2 separate regions of the Homo sapiens genome follow, and region 2 is linked to region 1. A link is a loop called in an ENCODE intact Hi-C map of the cell type or tissue named here. Cell type or tissue: HepG2. All regions are shown on one strand. Each heading gives the region's core, and the rest is flanking DNA. Links, peaks and the distances in the headings are about the cores only. Region 1 overlaps PRLR (prolactin receptor). Region 2 has its middle 6.5 kb from the start of PRLR.

Evidence for each region. Peaks named below come from ENCODE experiments on the same cell type or tissue, not always from the same donor. Only the 100,000 strongest peaks of a DNase experiment are listed, where the experiment ranks them.
Region 2: a loop joins it to region 1, with 9 times the contacts of the local background. A loop is called at or near these places in 2 of 110 quality-filtered maps.

The regions. Positions count from the first base shown.
Region 1 is chr5:35,180,984-35,188,983 of GRCh38, forward strand. The region is part of intron 1 of PRLR (prolactin receptor); the gene reads right to left. Among named protein-coding and RNA genes, the nearest start is that of PRLR, 46 kb to the right of the region's middle. In HepG2, for the core only: a CTCF peak has its summit at 2,410; DNase peaks (open chromatin) are centred at 2,408 and 4,718.
Region 2 is chr5:35,232,525-35,241,500 of GRCh38, forward strand. No RefSeq gene overlaps it. Among named protein-coding and RNA genes, the nearest start is that of PRLR, 6.5 kb to the left of the region's middle. In HepG2, for the core only: no CTCF peak of the experiment used is centred there; a DNase peak (open chromatin) is centred at 5,447.

The sequences.
Region 1 (8,000 bases), core at 1-8,000:
ATTGAAAGTGTTTTTGAAAGCAGTTGTACATAGTAGGTATTTAAACATATATTGGTCATTAGTATGTCCTTGAGTAAAAGTAATGAGCAGCACATTTAGTCCTAAAATGGCCAATTCTCAAGGCTCTGTGCAAATGGAAATTTGTCCTCATAGCTTCCTGGTATGTATAGTTAAATATCTAGCAACCAGCTAACCTCTGCTGACTTTACATTGGAATTCCACTAGCCATTCAATTTATTTAACCAAGGATAATCTCATTAGGGGTTAAAACTTATCAGAATCATGCTTAATAATCCTGGCATTGTTTTACATTAACTAGGCATTAGAGTTTAGCTCTTAGTCTAAAGAAGGGTGAGCCACATGTTGCAGGTGAAGTAAAAGGGAGAGAAGAATGATTTGGAACCCTTAATTTCAATAAGGTTATGGGGAGAGGTGCTGTGTGCTTATATTAATTTTGAATTATATCATGTGTCCATTAAGTTCAGAAACATTTCTAGGTAGATGTCTATTAAGTGAGAGCTGCCACTCAGACTACGTTATTCTTTTAGAAGAGTCCTTCTTCATCCCTTAATAGACTTAATAACACAATTTGCCATATCCAATTTTCATAACATCAGAACTCATTTACAGATTAACTGCAATTCTTTGTGAAGTAAGGCATAAAGAGGAGGCTAAAATAATTTAGCCCAGCAAATCCCTTTTTTATGATTAATGGGAATAGATCCTCAAGCCTTCTTAAGCAGAAAAGGCTCTTAGGAGAGAAATACCTGTGCCAATAACACAGGCTCTATGTGCCTGTGCTTCTAAGTAGAAGTCGTCTGGGTTGCTTTCCTCCTTGGTCCACACAAATGTGAATGTTTCTCCAGGTTCTTCTGGAGACATGATTCCAGTAGTCCTGATAGCTGTTTGGAGGTCTTCAACTGTTGTTAGGTAGAGTTGGCCAATTATCACACATGATTGAGTGTGTACTTTAAGGATATTGTACTACCTCAAACTCATGACTACCAACTCCCACTGCATTTGTTGATGATTTTTTTTTTTACATGAGAAAGACTAACATGTTGGTCCACGGTCTCATGACAAACAAGGGGCTTTGATGGTACTCTGACCAGATCAGTACTTAGAGTCTTCCAGACAAATGAAACCTTTGTGAAGAGAATTTTGCTAAATTTAACCACCATCTATATATGTGCTAGGTCAAATAAGGAACAACTCATAATGGCTGACCTAAAGAAACTGAGGCACTGATTCTACCTGAGCCTAAATCCCAGAGTTAGGTGGCCAAATAGTGCCTCTTCCAGTGAAATGTTACTGCCGACAAAAATATTTTCCCCTCTGTAAATTGTGATGTAGCGTTCTATATAGCAGATAGATTTCCACACAGATAGATTTGACTGTTAGTGTTATAAACAAGAGAAGGAAGGAACAACAGAGAAAGAAGCAATAAAGAAGAAGGCAATCAGAAGAAGCAATTTCATCTTAAACTTAAACTACCATCCAGAGTAGTCTATGGTCTTGTATTTACTGGGAGCATGAAATAAGCTCATTCTGTCATATGCAGTTGATCATTTAGCACTGGGATGGAGCTGCTTTATTTCACACAGAAACAAAGGACTGGAAAACATTTTGCTCAACAGCAGGAGGCCTTTGCTGTTTCCACAGTGATAGATTTCATTTAGATAATTGAGCAGGTGGGATCTCAAGGGCTGAAAAGTGAAGTCTTAAATAAGTGAGGGAATCTGTCCAAGTTCACAGAATCTAAGAAGGGCAGAGGCAGGATTTAAACCCCTGTGGGCTCAGATTCCACAAACCACGCTCTTAACCTCACTGGGCACTGCCTTTGGGATACAATGATCTCTCAGAAGTATTTTTAAATTATACTGCAACCTTGTTAGCATTCCTGTTTCTCAGATTTTCCATATATGAAACAGTTAATGTGGGAAATAATAGTTTGTGGAATACAGACACCATAAACACACTCTTCTTGTTTACCCACTTTTAAACAATTATAAAACCATGCTCATAGTTAGCAACAACCTGAGACGTTCTCTAGCCCCTCTCCCACCCAAGGAAAAGAATTCCCTCTTCAACTGGAAGTTGCGACACCTACTTCTAGCCGTGGTGTGAACACATCAAATGCGGAGTAGGCACTACCCTGCCAAGTGTCCACTCACTGCAGAGAGCTCCAATTGCTAGAAAAACCCGGCCACCTTATAAGCTCATTTCACTGCTCCTAGTTTTGTCATTTGGAGTAAGGAAGAATCTCCTTCTCCTGCTTTCATATGACAGTCCATTAAAGAACAGACAGTCACCACGTTCCTCTGAGAATTTCTCTTCTACAGGAAACAACATGTAATTAGTTGTCACATTCTCTGGTTTCATCAGTCTGTTTCCTTGTCGCCCCCCAATGGACACCCAGTGAGTTGCCAATGTCTCTTGTCAAAGGTATTAAGACATCACAGAACTGGGTACAGGGCTCTTGATATATCCTGGCCTTAAGTCTCAGGTTCTCCAACAAAGCTGGCAGCCTGTGGTATGCCTTCTGGGGCCAGAGAGTGTGGCATGATCCGAGGTCCTGAGTCTCTCTCTCAATGAGCCCATCATATTGGCTTAACCAAAGCCAGTGGTCTTCAGGACACGGAAAAGGGAGTCCCTTAGGCTCCAGGTTTTTTTCCCTTCAGTTCACACTGGGAGAAGGGTCACAGAGCTCCAGTGAAATCTGGTCCTGTTAGATCATTTGTGGTTGGCTGCAGATGCACATGTGGGCATGTGATAGTTTTGATTTAGATAAAAAGCCCACAACTGAGTGGAGTGTTGAAACCTCAGGGTTATAGACTGGTGTATCTGTGAGAAAACCACAACAAGTATGGTATTTGAAGGACCCTAACATTTTCTTTTGCCAAGTTATTCATTCAGAGCCTAAAAGTTTTCAAAGTATTGTCCCCAACTGAAAGAAACCCTGTGATAACTTGAATTTATTTGTATAGAAGTAACTCTACAGTCGATCAGACTAGATGTCAAATGACCATCTCTACTTAGGGTCTGAATTCCAAGGCATCAGAAAGTTTGCCCTTACCTATAAGACCTTGCTCTTTTAGATTCCTGGGATGATATAAAGAATTCCTGATAATTGGAATAACTGGAATTCCTGATAATTGAGATTCATGATAGTTGGCTGATTAAAAGGTTATCCTCAGAAGAGTATTTGAATTTAAGTGGGAGACCCTTAAGCTTTCAAGATAAAAACTGGCCAGGCACGGTGGCTCACGTCTGTAATCCTAGCACTCTGGGAGGCTGAGGTGGGAGGATTGCCTGAGCTCAGGAGTTTGAGACCAGCCTGGGCAACACGGTGAAACCCCATTTCTACTAAAATACAAAACATTAGCCAGGTGTGGTGGCATGCCCCTGTAGCCCCAGCTACTCGGTAGGCTGAGGCAGGAGAATTGCTTGATCCCGGGAGGAAGAGGTTGCAGCAGTGAGCCGAGATTGAGCCACTGCACTCCAGCCTAGGCGACAGAGTGAGACTCCATCTTATAAAACAAAAGAAAGAAACAAACAAAAAACAAAATAATAACAACCAACCAGACAATCCTACTCAACTAGAATGACTGAATCAGGCATGTGCATGGGATCCATTGCACCACATGGACCCTCGCCTGTTGTGTCTACCTGTAAGGTCAACTCTGCCTGTTTCTTATCCTCTTCCCCTCCTCACAGGGAATGATTCTACTTGGCCAAAGCAGGGACTCACCAAAGCTGTAGGTAAGATGAGGTGGTAGACTTCTAAGCATTTTACATGTGTTTATGCAATCTTTCAAATAACACAAGTATCCACAAGGCAGCTGTGAAGTCACCTGACTGTTACACATGAGGAAAAGGGGTAGTTAAGTTTAGCATAGTGCCACACATATAGTAAATGCTCAACAAATATAGGTGTTACTGGTTTAGAATGATAATATTTTGGCATGACTTAAGCCAAAGTCCACCTCTAGATTATAGCAACAAAGGAAAGTTTTGTTTTGCATAAACACAGTTTCAACCGCTGGAAGGACTTTAGAAAAACAACTTGTAGGACATTGTGAAGCATCCTTTAGCTTTCAGCTCTCCTTGGGCAGGAAGCCCACAGACCAGTGAGTCTTTAGTTTTGCTCTCTAGGCTTGGCCCTTCTCTTCATTTCTGATGCTTCGTCCATACACTGAGAAGGACCAATTTCCATATTCTTCCATCTAAATTCCAGAATGTGTTAATTTCATAGTGGGTATATGTAGCCAGTAGATCAAGTCTCCTAAGAGCTTACCATTATTTAGAGTTATTTTATACAAGGAATGAAATTCTCTTTATTCCACAAGTCTGGCCAGATGACCCCAGTCCCTTCTAAGGTAGTATGCTTTTATTCTCCCCAAACACCTGTTTGATTGAGATGTCAAATAGGAAAGGTAAGTTTCCTAAAAAAAAAAAGCTTCCAAATGAGTTCCCTGAGGTTCTAGGCTTGGGCCTTTTCTAACTAAAATTATGGGCCCAGGGTTTGTGTATCTATCTGTCTGGGGTCCTGAGGAGGAACCCAGTGGGGACAAAAATCCCCATGGCAACGTACTTCTAAAAAACACAGGAGCCTTACAGCAAGACCTAGCTCTGGTTCACTGTGAATTTGCTAATAATTAACTCTAGATCTCTGAGCAGGAACAGTCACATTAGTAGAAGGCAGGAATTCTATCTATACACACAAACTGCTGAGAATTACAGGTGGAGGCCTACTAGGAAATAGAGCAGGTTTCACCAGCCTTGACTAGGTGTCTTTGTCTGAGACCAGCCCATTGATTGCTTGTGGGGAGGGAGTCCGTAGGAGGGAGAGAGTCGTGATTGTATTCTGTGGCGTCTCTTTCTGTTCAGACTATGGGGAGCAAGATAAAAGTGTTCCCAACCATATTAGTGTTCTCTGATTCGTCGAATGTCGGGGTGGAACGGGACCTGAGAGACCATGGACCTCAAAACACCCACTGAGCCTTGCTGGGCTCATCTATCTAGGAGACAGTCGCCATATATGGATCTACAGCCTTTAAGTGCACACTGGGCACGGGATGTACCACATAGACCCTCGCCTATTGCACCACATTGAGGTGCACTGTCAGAGTGAAATACACACTGAGTATCAAAGACTTTGTATGAAAAAGGGAATGGAAAATATCTCACTAATAACTATATTATCACACATTGAAAGGACAATATTTGGGATATATTGAAACAAATAAGATCTATTAAAATGAATTGCACTGGTTTCTTTAAAAAAATTTTTTTTTGCTAGAAAATATAAAGTTACATTTGTAGCTTACATGCTATTTCTATTGGGTGTGCTGTTGTAACAAGTACACATTCCCTCTCCTCGAGGTTGTCCCTCAGCATGACGCTGACTGATGTTCATCAAGACTTACTGTCACACTGGCTAGTGCTGCCAAGCCATCTAGACTACAACTTATTCTAGATTCACCCTGGAGAGATCTTAGAGGGCATATCTTCTTCACCCAGAGAAGGCATTTATGCCTTATTGAGGCCTCAGTTTACCCAGAGGAAACAGCTCTTCCCTATGACCCTGAGAGGTGCTGGTGCTACTCAAGGCACCTGTGTTCTGGTGCACCTGGCCCTTTAACTAAAAGATAATGGGGCAAAGGAGAGGGTGGGGAGCAAGTGTAAATACCTCATTGTGGAGCAGAGGCAGCTACCACCCCATCTGAGCTAGGGTGGCCCTGGCTAACTCATTTTGCTCCACCCTTGATTAAGCAGATTTTTACAATGTTCTTGCTTAAAAATCTATTTGATTCACTGAAAAGTAGTTATAAGTGGTTACACTAGGAAGATGAATACTACTCTTCTGCACCCCGCTGTGTGATAAACCTGCCTGCCCTCAAGAAGCAGATCCTGGCTCTTGCTGGGTGGGGTTGGTGCCAGCCTACACTAGAGCACCCGCGGTGGCATGTGGCTAGGATTATCAAAGGGAGATTGGAGGCAGCTGGTGTGTACCAGGAAGCGCACCAAACCAGCAAAGTTCTGGCCCCTCTATTCAGTAGCTGCAGGATCCTGGGCAAGCCGGTCTCCTGATCAGTAAAATGGGTATAAGAGTGCCTACTTCAGAAGGGTGCTGGTCAGGCATGGTGGCTTACACCTGTGATCCCAGCACTTTGGGAGGTTGAGGCACGTGGACCACTTGAGGTCAGGAGTTTGAGACCAGTCTGGCCAACATGGTGAAACCCCATCTTTACTAAAAATACAAAAATTAACCAGGCTTCATGGTGCATGCCTGTATTCCCAGCTACTAGGGAGGCTGAGGCTGAAGAATAGCTTGAACCCTGGAGGCAGAGGTTGTAGTGAGCCGAGATCACGCCACTGCACTCCAGCCTGGGTGACAGAGAGAAACTCCGTTTAAAAAAAAAAAAAAGAAGAAGAAGGTTGTTATGGGGAGTAAATGTGAGAATTCTAACACTATCAACAGATGAGAGCTCACTATTACTGATAAAATGTGTCCCAGGTGGGAGTCAAGACGCCAGAGTTCTAGGTTCTTTGCCCCTCATTTAGCTCTATGGCTGGGTGCAAGCCCCTGACCTCTTCAGCCTTAGGTTCCTTATCTACAAAATGGATTATGAAGATTCCTCTCAGTGTGAAGAGTTCATGATTTCCATGACCCCAAGCCCTTCAAATAATAGTGAAAATCAAGGAAACTGAGCCCAGAAAGGTCAAACCACTTGTCTGAAGCCGCATAGCTTTGGGGCAGCAGGATCAGAGTAGACATCCTGCTTCCCAGTCCAGGGTTTTCCTGCTGGAGCACAGGAGCCTCCCTGTTTACCCAGTGAAATGAGATGCAGGAATTCAAGAGGCAAGAGGGAGAGAGCCCCATTGCCTTGGACTTGGAGGTAAGGGAGTCCATGCTTCTGAGGTGAGTCGGTCAGCGGCAAAGTCAGCCCCATCAAAATCTCTCTGTGGACACAAATTCTTCTGGTATCTCCCTCAACTGTTAACTGCATATCCCCAATCATTTTCCCTTGGCAGCTCAATTTAACTTTGGCCTATTGTGTCAGCAACCTTTTTTGTCAGGCAGGTGCTGTCTCCTTAATCTCCTGCTACTGCAGTCACCTGGGGCAGCCACCCAGCTCCGTCAGGAACTTGCTAGGAAGAAACTAGCCGTGCCTGGAAAGTCGGGCTTTTCGAGTTCAGCTCTTGCTAATTTCAGCAGCTTGCCTTCTGATATTTTATTCCTCTTTACCTGGAATTCATTTTGGGCCATCTGATTTGTTTAATCATCACATAAAAGATCAACATACCTTATTTATTTTTTAAAGGACTGATTCTAATCGGTGAGCAAACACTTTTACACTCGTCAGCTGCTCCTTGGGCAGCCTGGGATCAGCCCACGTTGCACATTCTCTAAGAAGCTTTGTCTCCAAAGCTTAGCGTGAAGGCTCTGCTTCAGCCCACTGAGTGAGCGACAGACATGGAGAAGTTTGCTTTTGTGAGCTCATCAGGACAAGACCTTCATTGGTTCCCCTTTAAAAGAAATGGCAGTTGTTTTTCCCTGGTTGGGGCGACTTGCATGGTTCTGTGTACACAGCTTGGAGAACGGGAAAGAAAAATCAGAACCCACAGTATCTACTCCTTGCACCTTTTAGCTAGGAGTATTATTCAAAATATTTACCTGGTATGGCTTAAGCCCTGACCAACCAAAAAAGATAGAAGATGTAAATTACTGGCGAGGCCACACTAATACAAACCGGTGGAATCTCAATGCCGTCCACTGTCCTGGGAGCTTTTTATTTATACCCAGCATAATGTAACGTTTACTGAGAGCTTTCTGAATGTCAGACACTGTTTTAAATGCTTTCCAGGAGTTAACTCATTTACTTACTGTTGAAAACTTTATTAGGTAATGTTTGGGTTGAATTGTGCCCTCCCACCCCAAATTCATACGTTGAAATCCCAACACCCAGGACCTCAGAACGTGGTGTTTTTTGGAA
Region 2 (8,976 bases), core at 498-8,497, 52 kb after region 1:
CTCCAGCTTCACAGCTTCTTTACTGATGTCCTCCTCTAGTTCATTTCTGCATCTCTGTCTTAGCGGACGTGTTCGTCCTTTGCAAGCTGACTCCCTACCTGAGTCCTGGACTCCATATCCGTTTACTTCCTCCAAGACCTTGCTTCTCAGCCTGATGCAGAGGAAGAGCCCAGCACTGGCACTGGGTTAGGTCCTTGCTATTCTTGGTTTCTCACTGTAAATTGGACACAGTAGCATGTGCCTCAAAAATCCAGTCAAATGAATAATAATGGTGATGGCATATGTAAAATGTGTGCCATCTAACAAAGTCTAGAAACATCAAGTTCCTTTCTTTCCTTCCCCTTTCCTCTACCTTTCTTGCATATTTAATCTTTTCTGCCCCATAGGCTTCTTTATCTCAACCTACAACTTCTACATCTTCTTTGACCCTTTTGATGGCTTTACAGTTTAATTCACTCATTTCTTTACCTGCCAATCTTAGTGAAAGAATGACTTACGCACACCAGCTTTCCTTACTTACTTCCCTCTCAGTGCCTTAACTCACTGGTTCTCAACCTTGGCTGTGAACAAGAATCACCTGAGTGTTTAAAATGTACTGTGTCTGGGTGTCACTTGCAGAGCTTCTAATGCAGGAGGTTTAGAATGGGGCTCTGACTTCTCTGTTTTTACAAAAATGCACAGGCAGGGTGGAAAATGGCTCCCTTGAATTCTTTGCACCTGGCTTTCATCACTACCACTCACTGGCTGCTCTCTGGGAGGGCCCTCCAGGCCTCTCTGCAGCACTGGGCTTCGGTTCACTTCCTCCTCTTGAAGTTCTCACGCCTTGGCTTCCAGGCCTCTGCCATCCTCTGGCGGGAGCCTCCCCTCTGTCTGTGGCATTCCTCTGTTGGTTTCTGCCGTGGCTCCTTTTCTCTCTCCTCCTTCTCAAATAGGGAAGGAGTTTTATCATTGCTACTTCATTTGTCTTCTTTGAGAACCACATTTCTTTTTTTTTTTTTTTTTTTTTGGTTTTAAGGAGTGGAGAGGTTAATAGGCAAGAAGGGTCAAGAAGGAAAGGGAGAAGGAAGAAAGAAGAAGCTTCCCTGTACAGAGACAGAGGGAGGGGGGCGCTCCAAAGCCAAAAGAGTAAGTCCCCACTTGCTGCGGATACCAGCCAGGTATATAAGCAGAGGCTGGAGGAGGCGGTGTTTGATTTGCCTAGGGCTCAGGGGATTGGTTTGACTAGGCACGTAATTCACGTAGCCCATGAAAGAGCTGGCCCTCCCACTCTAGCCTTTTAATATGCAAATGCGGGGCGCCATGATGTTCTACACAAATAGGGATATGTGGGGGCGGCCATGTTGCCAGGAACATGTGGGGCAAGGGCAAGAAGGTCCCTGGAATCGGCATGTTTGGGTGAACCCAGTTTCTAATGGCCTAGGTTTGCATATCAAAGGTTGCCCGCCTGGCTCTAAAAGCCGGGGTTTTACAAGAAACTTTTCTGGAGATACTTTAAAAAATGAAAACTTCCCAAGGACCCCTTTTACTCTCTATCTGCCTAAAATAATTTCTTGATAACTCATGCCACATTCCTCCCTGTGGCGATATCACACTAACTGCTGTTAGGGGGTTTTGGGCAAGGACTCTTTCTGGCTACTTCCTGCTGAAAAGGGGCCTCTAATGGGGAACAGCAGCTAGGGCTCCTCCTGGGGTCAACTTAAGCATCCTCAGAAGAATGGCATGTCCATATGTGGGAGAACTATGTTTCTTTCTTTAGAAAAAAAATAGAAAACTGCTAAAAATATCCAAAGATTAAAAAACTACCCCAAATCCTAGCACTGTTAAAAAGAAATCTACATCTTTATCTATACAGTAAAATATAGTACTTCCAAATCACACATCCTCCTTCCTTCATCTAATCCTGTCTCAGAGGTAACCACCATTGACGTATTGGTGGTTGCCTCCTTTTTTACATGTGTATATAGTCATGTCTCTGTATGCACATGCAAATATTTTAAAAATTCAAAATGCAATAATTTCTGTGACTTTTCTTTTTTAAACTTAATGAAATCACATATTCCAGGTAACTATGTATAGATTTACTCCATTTTTTTTTAATGGTTACATAGTTTGTAATATATTCTACCATTCTTCCATTGTTAGGTCTTTAGTAATTCCAGCTTTTTATTTTAAGAAGTGCTGCTAGGATTGTCTTTGCATGGACTTTAGGATAGATACTTAGAATGGCCTGATTGGCAGGCAGGTTGGCTCGCGTCTGCCTGTAATCCCAACACTTTGGAAGGCCAAGGCAGGCAGATCACCTGAGGTCAGGAGTTCCACACCAGCTTGCCCAACATGGTGAAACCCTCTCTCTACTAAAAATACAAAAATTAGCCAGGAGTGGTGGTGCACGCCTGTAGTCCCAGCTGCTAGGGAGGCTGAGGCCAGAGGATCGCTTGAACCTGGGAGGCAGAGGTTGCAGGGAGCCGAGATAGTGCCATGGCACTCCAGCATGGGCAACAGATTGAGACTGTGTCTCAAAAAAATAAATAGATAAATAAATAAATAAATAAAATAAAAAATAAATGACTTGGTTGGCTCAAAGAGAATGAACATTAAAATTTTGATAGCTACCAAATTGCTCTCCAAATATGTTGTTGGAGAAAGCCCTAGAAATGAGATTACTGAGCCACAGGGTAGGAACATTTTAAATTTTCATATATACCTCCAATTTTTATCCACAAATGTTTCAGTGTCCACTCTTACCAAGGATGTTTACTCACATTTTTGCTAGCACTGGACTTTATCAATCTTATCTTGCTAGTCTGATAAGCAAAATATGATAGCTCATTGTTGTTCTAATTCACAGTGTTCTGATTGCCTTCAAGGTTGAGTTCATGTGCTTATTATATTTTGACTTTTTCTCTTATGTTGTGGCTGTTCAATCTTATGCCTGTTTTTCTTTTGAGATGGAGTCTTGCACTGTCACCTGGGCTGGAGTGCAGTGGCATGATCTCGGTTCACTGCAATCTCCACTTTCCAGGTTCAAGCAATTTTCCTGCCTCAGCCTCCTGAGCAGCTGGGATTACAGGTGCCCACCACCACGACCAGCATTTCTTTCTGTTTTTAATAGAGACAGGGTTTCACATGTTGGCCTGGCTGGTCTTGAACTCCTGACCTCCTGATTCGCCCACCTCGGCCTCCCAAAGTGCTGGGATTACAGTTGTGAGCCACCACACCTGGCCCGTATATATATATATTTTTTTTCTCAGATGGAATCTTGCACTGTTGCCCAGGCTGGAGTGCAGTGGTGCAATCTCGGCTCACTGCAAGCTCTGCCTCCCAGGTTCACGCTATTCTCCTGCCTCAGCCTCCTGAGTAGCTGGGACTACAGGCGCCTGCCACCACACCCGGCTAATTTTTTGTATTTTTAGTAGAGACGGGGTTTCACCGTGTTAGCCAGGATGGTCTCAATCTCCTGACCTCATGATCCACCAACCTCAGCCTCCCAAAGTGCTGGGATTACAGGCGTGAGCCACCGTGCCTGGCCTCCATATTTTTTAAAATTAATTTTTGGCATCTCTTTTATTATTAAACATACTAACACTTTGTTCAATGTATAGCAAACATTTGTGCCTGTCAGGCTTCCTTTGATATTGTTTATGGACTGTTTCATTGCACAAAAGTTTTTAATTTTCATGTACTCAAATCTGTCAATTATTTTCTGTTACAGCTTTTGGGTTTTTTGTATTGCTTCTTTGCAATTAACTCTGTTAAATTGTTTTTTTTTTAATAGATCTTTAACTATTACATAAGGTAGACAGTTAATTTTCTCCTGAATTTTATTTTTAATTTTACCCCTTATAGAAAAATTCATAATTTCTCCACTGATTTCTAGTGTCACATATCATGTGTTACATTTTGATATATATTTATATGAATTCGGGACACTACTCTGTTTCTTTGAGATGCCTATTTATATGCCAAAAATATAGACTTTTGTTTACTGTAACTGTAAAAACAGTACAATACCTGTTAGTGCAAAGCACACTGTCACTTTCCTTTTGAAATTGTCTTGATAAGTCCACTATATTTATTTTTTCATAAAATTTTAGGGTCAATTTGTTCAATTCAAAATCTTTTTTTGGCATTACATTACATTTATATATTAATTTGAGAAAAATTGATATTGTTAGGGCATTAATTCTTCCCATCCAGGAAATATATCTATTTATATCTTTTTAAAAGTATCCTTCAATTTTTTAATGTAATCTTATCATTATAATCTTTTTGCACAATAATTTATGTAATCATTCTATATTATGAACATTTAGATTGTTCCCAAATTTTTACTCTTATAAATAATGCTGTAATAAACATACTTATGGGAAGTGTAGAAAAAAAAGTTGCCTTTGGGAATTAATTTCCTTTGTCTAAAACACCAGGTGAGGCCCAACTAGGTCAAAGGGCATGCACTTGTTTATGGGCCTTGAGATATAAAAGCTTATTATTTTTTTTTTATGGCTTCAACTGTCAGTGTTCTCTCTGTTACACTCTACATCCAATTAGGAATGAAGTCCTTCTGGATTAAGAAAATGTGGCACATATACACCATGGAATACTATGCAGCCATAAAAAATGATGAGTTCATGTCCTTTGTAGGGACATGGATGAAATTGGAAATCATCATTCTCAGTAAACTATCGCAAGAACAAAAAACCAAACACCGCATATTCTCACTCATAGGTGGGAACTGAACAATGAGATCACATGGACACAGGAAGGGGAATATCACACTCTGGGGACTGTTGTGGGGTGGGGGGAGGGGGGAGGGATAGCATCGGGAGATATACTTAATGCTAGATGACGAGTTAGTGGGTGCAGCGCACCAGCATGGCACATGTATACATATGTAACTAACCTGCACAATGTGCACATGTACCCTAAAACTTAAAGTATAATAAAAAAAAAAAAAGGAATGAAGTCCTTAAATATTTTTGTCCCTTCCACTGTTATTGCCTCAATTTGTGCCTTCATCATTTTTTACTTCTTCCTCTTCAATAGCCCCCCTGGCTGGACTCATCTTCACCAGTCTTGCCTACATCAAACTCAAATGCTTTCATGGTAAACTTGATTACATTAGTCCCTGAATTAAAAATTTTTAATGGCATCTACTTCCCACAGAATAAAGTTAGAACATCTTTACTCCTGCTGATTTCATTGGGCTTTAGAGTAGTAGTAGCTCAATACATATCTACAGTGTGTTTGAATCCATCCTCTCTTCTTGGAATGTTATTTCCCACCCTTCATCTAAAAACCTTACCCATTCTTGATCTTCAGACTCCATGGTACTTTCTTCTTAAAGCTTTGCCTGATCACTCCAACTCTGAAAGAAAGCACTGTGCTTGCTTCTGTCATGTAGCACTTGCAAATGGGTTTATAATACATCTGCTTTGTTCTACCTCCAAAGGTCATTGTGAGGCTGATATGAGTTGACATTTGGTTAATTATAAACCATGTGTAAATATAAGGCACTGCTATTATTAGACAATGTGTCCTTCCTTCTAAGGAAACCCACGCTGGTGGATAAGCAGTGACCTAAGTAAAATCAGCTTTTATGAGCATGGGAATGGGAATCATTTGCTCCATGGGAAGATGCTAAGAGAGCTGGCCTATTGACTGATAAGAATTCATGTCTCCCAAACCCAAAGAGGGAAAACTGAGTCTGCTGAATCAAATGCAGCAGTTGTTAGTCTCTATAATAGCTGCATAGATGTCTTCGGGCTACTGTGGTCTGAGTCCTGCTATTCAAAGTATAGTCTTAGGGCCAGGTGCACTGGCATCATACTAATTATCATTTTAACCCTAGGCCTAGTCTATGAGTGAACCCGGAAGGTATTAGAATGAATTGACTTGGTAATTAGTTTAAACCAAAACAAATGATTTCAACTTATTAGATTAATCATAATCTTATTAGAAATGCAAGATCTCAGACCCCATCCCTACTTTGTGAATCAGACTTTGTATTTTTTCTTTAATTTATAAAGAACATAAATTTATTTCTCACAGTCCTGGAGACTGGGAAGTCCAAGATCAAGGTGCCAGCATTTGATCTGGTGAGAGACTTCCTGCTGCATCAGACTTTATATTTTAACAAGATCCCTAGGTAGTTCCTACGTACATTAAATTTTGAAGAGTTATTTTCTAGAGAAGTGACCTCCAAAGTTTTCTGTTTATCATCTTAGCAGTAAAATCATTTTTAGCATGCCTTTCCAAATACATATGTATTTTTAGTCATAAATTATATATATGTACTACTGTATTATAAATGAATGAAAGTAGAAATTTTAAAAGAATGAAATAAGATGAAACAAAAATTTGACCATGGAATACTACACAGCCATAAAAACCCCAAATCATGTACTTGGCAGTAAGATGGATGCAGCTGGAGGCCATTATCCTAAGCAAATTAATGCAGGAACAGAAAACCAAATACCTCATGTTCTCTATTATAAGTGGGAGCTAAACTTTGAGTATGCATGGACGTAAAGATAGGAACAATAGACAATGAGGAATTCTAGAAGGGAAGGGAAGGAGCGGGGCAAGGACTGAAAACTACCTATTCGGTACTGCGCTCATTGGATGACGTGATCATTCATACCCCAAACCTCAGTGTCATGCAATACATCCATGTAACAAACCTGCACACGTACTCCCGAATCTAAAATAAAAGTCAAAATTATTTAAAATAATAAATAAATAATTTTATTTTTAATGGTATAAACCATTTAGTTCTGAAATTATTAATTATCAAAATTTTAATGAGAATAATGTGATTAAGTATGCTTTTTTTTAAAAAAAAGATGTTGGCTTAACACTTTGAGACACAGTGATATGCAGATCTGGTTCTAAGTTTAGTTTATTTTCAGTTTTTAGTTTTACACCTATTATGGCTGAAAAATATACTGCATGAAAGGTGGTAGAAATTTTCTTTTTGTTCAGCAAAACTTACTTTTTTTTAAGTGAATGTTTTTAGGGTGTAACTTGCTATAAAATTCATACTCATTAGTGTATATCTCTAGGAGCTTTGACAAATGCAAAAAGTCACATAACCATCACAATGTAGGTGTAGAATGGTTTCATTACTCCCGCACACCCCACCGCCCCGCAGCCCGGCCCCTCAAAATACGCTCATGCTTCTGCGTAGCCAAACCCTGTCCCTACCCTGTCCCCTGGCAACCATTAATCTGTTCTCTATCCTTATAGTTTCCCTTTTCCAGGCTGCCATGTAAGTAGAATTGTACAGTATGTAGCATTCTTTCACTCAGCATCATGCATTTGAGATTTACACTTTGGGAACAATTATCGTTTTGTAAAAGGAAATGGACAACTCATTTTTAAATCCAACAACTTTTTTACTACTTCGTCATGAATTAAACAAGAAACTTCTGTGTGGTACCAGACATTTTCATACTCACTCCCTATTTTGTCAAGTTGCATATTCTAAAGGTCTTGCTTTTATAAAATAAACTGCATTGATGAAAACCTGTAGCACATAAATGGCAATCAAGCAGTGGAGGTACCATGGCAACCCCTGTGTGTTTGCTGAACTCTTTTTGATTCTGGAGATTATCTTGTGTAGTTTCCAGAACTTGTGTTGAGCTAATTTGAGAACTCAGTGAAGGCACTATTGTCAATCTAAATACCAGTAAAGATTAGTTTCTTTCTTAGAAAAAATACCCCAAATAACTACTATATTATTTTCATACTTCAACTCACTGGATCATCTTGTATACCTAGGTATGTACTTCTTTCTTGGAGAGCTTTGCTTTAGAGCCATAATTCTCAAACATAGCTGTGCATCAGAATAACATGAGGTGGCCATTAAAATGCAAATTCCAAGGCCCCATTGCAGGCCTATTCAATATGTGTCCCTGGGGAAGAAGAGCCTAGGCAATTGTATTTGATATGTTTTCCCAGAAGACTCTTATGCAGCTAGCCCAGCACTTGACGGACACAAGGGTTCAAAGGCCAGTGGTCTAGTGCTTCACAACCCAGAGCTGGATCCAGAAGCACCACCTGAGAGTTTGTTGGAAATGAGAACCAACACCTGGCTCCACCTCAGAGTCACTGGATCAGAATCTGATTTTTAACAAGAACTCCAGGTGATTACATGTATGTAAAAGTTTGAGAAGTGCTGCTCTAGTGCCAGAGTTCCTAAACCCCAAGTGACTGTAAAGTGAATGTTCTTCCTGAAGTCTCCAATTGGCACCCAGGGAAACTGACTCAAATTTATGGGCGTCTCCAACTCTAACTTGTTAGGGGAGATATAAGGGCAGGCTGATGTCACAAATTCCACTTACCAGATTGTAACACTGAAGAATCATATGACTGAGAACACACTGTCAGGTAAATTTCCAATGAGGTCTCTGATATGTAGTGAATATTCTTTGTTTTTTTTTAATTGTAATAAGAACATTTAACATGAGATCGTCCCTCTTAACAAAATTGTAAGTGTACAATACAGTACTGTTAAATATAGGCACAATGTTGTACAGCAGATCTCTAGAACTTATTCATCTTTCATAACTGAAACTTTCTACCTGTTGAACAAAATTCCCCTTTCTTTTGTCCCAACAGCCTCTGGCAATCACCATTGTACTCTCAGCTCCTGTGAGTTTGAATATTTTAGAAAACCTCATATAAATGTGATCATGCATTATTTGTCCTTCTGTGACTGGCTTATTTCACTTAGCATAAAATCCTCCAGGTTCATCCATATTGTCACATATGGCAGGATTTTCTTCTTCTTTTTTCTTTTTTCAAGGCCGAACAGTATTCCATTGTATATATATGCCACGTTTTCTTTATTCATCCATTGAGGGACATTTAGGTTGTTTCCATATCTCGGCTATTGTGAATCATGCACAAGGAACATGGGATTGTTAATATCTCTTTGAGATCCTGATGTCAATTCTTTTGGCTATATACCCAGTA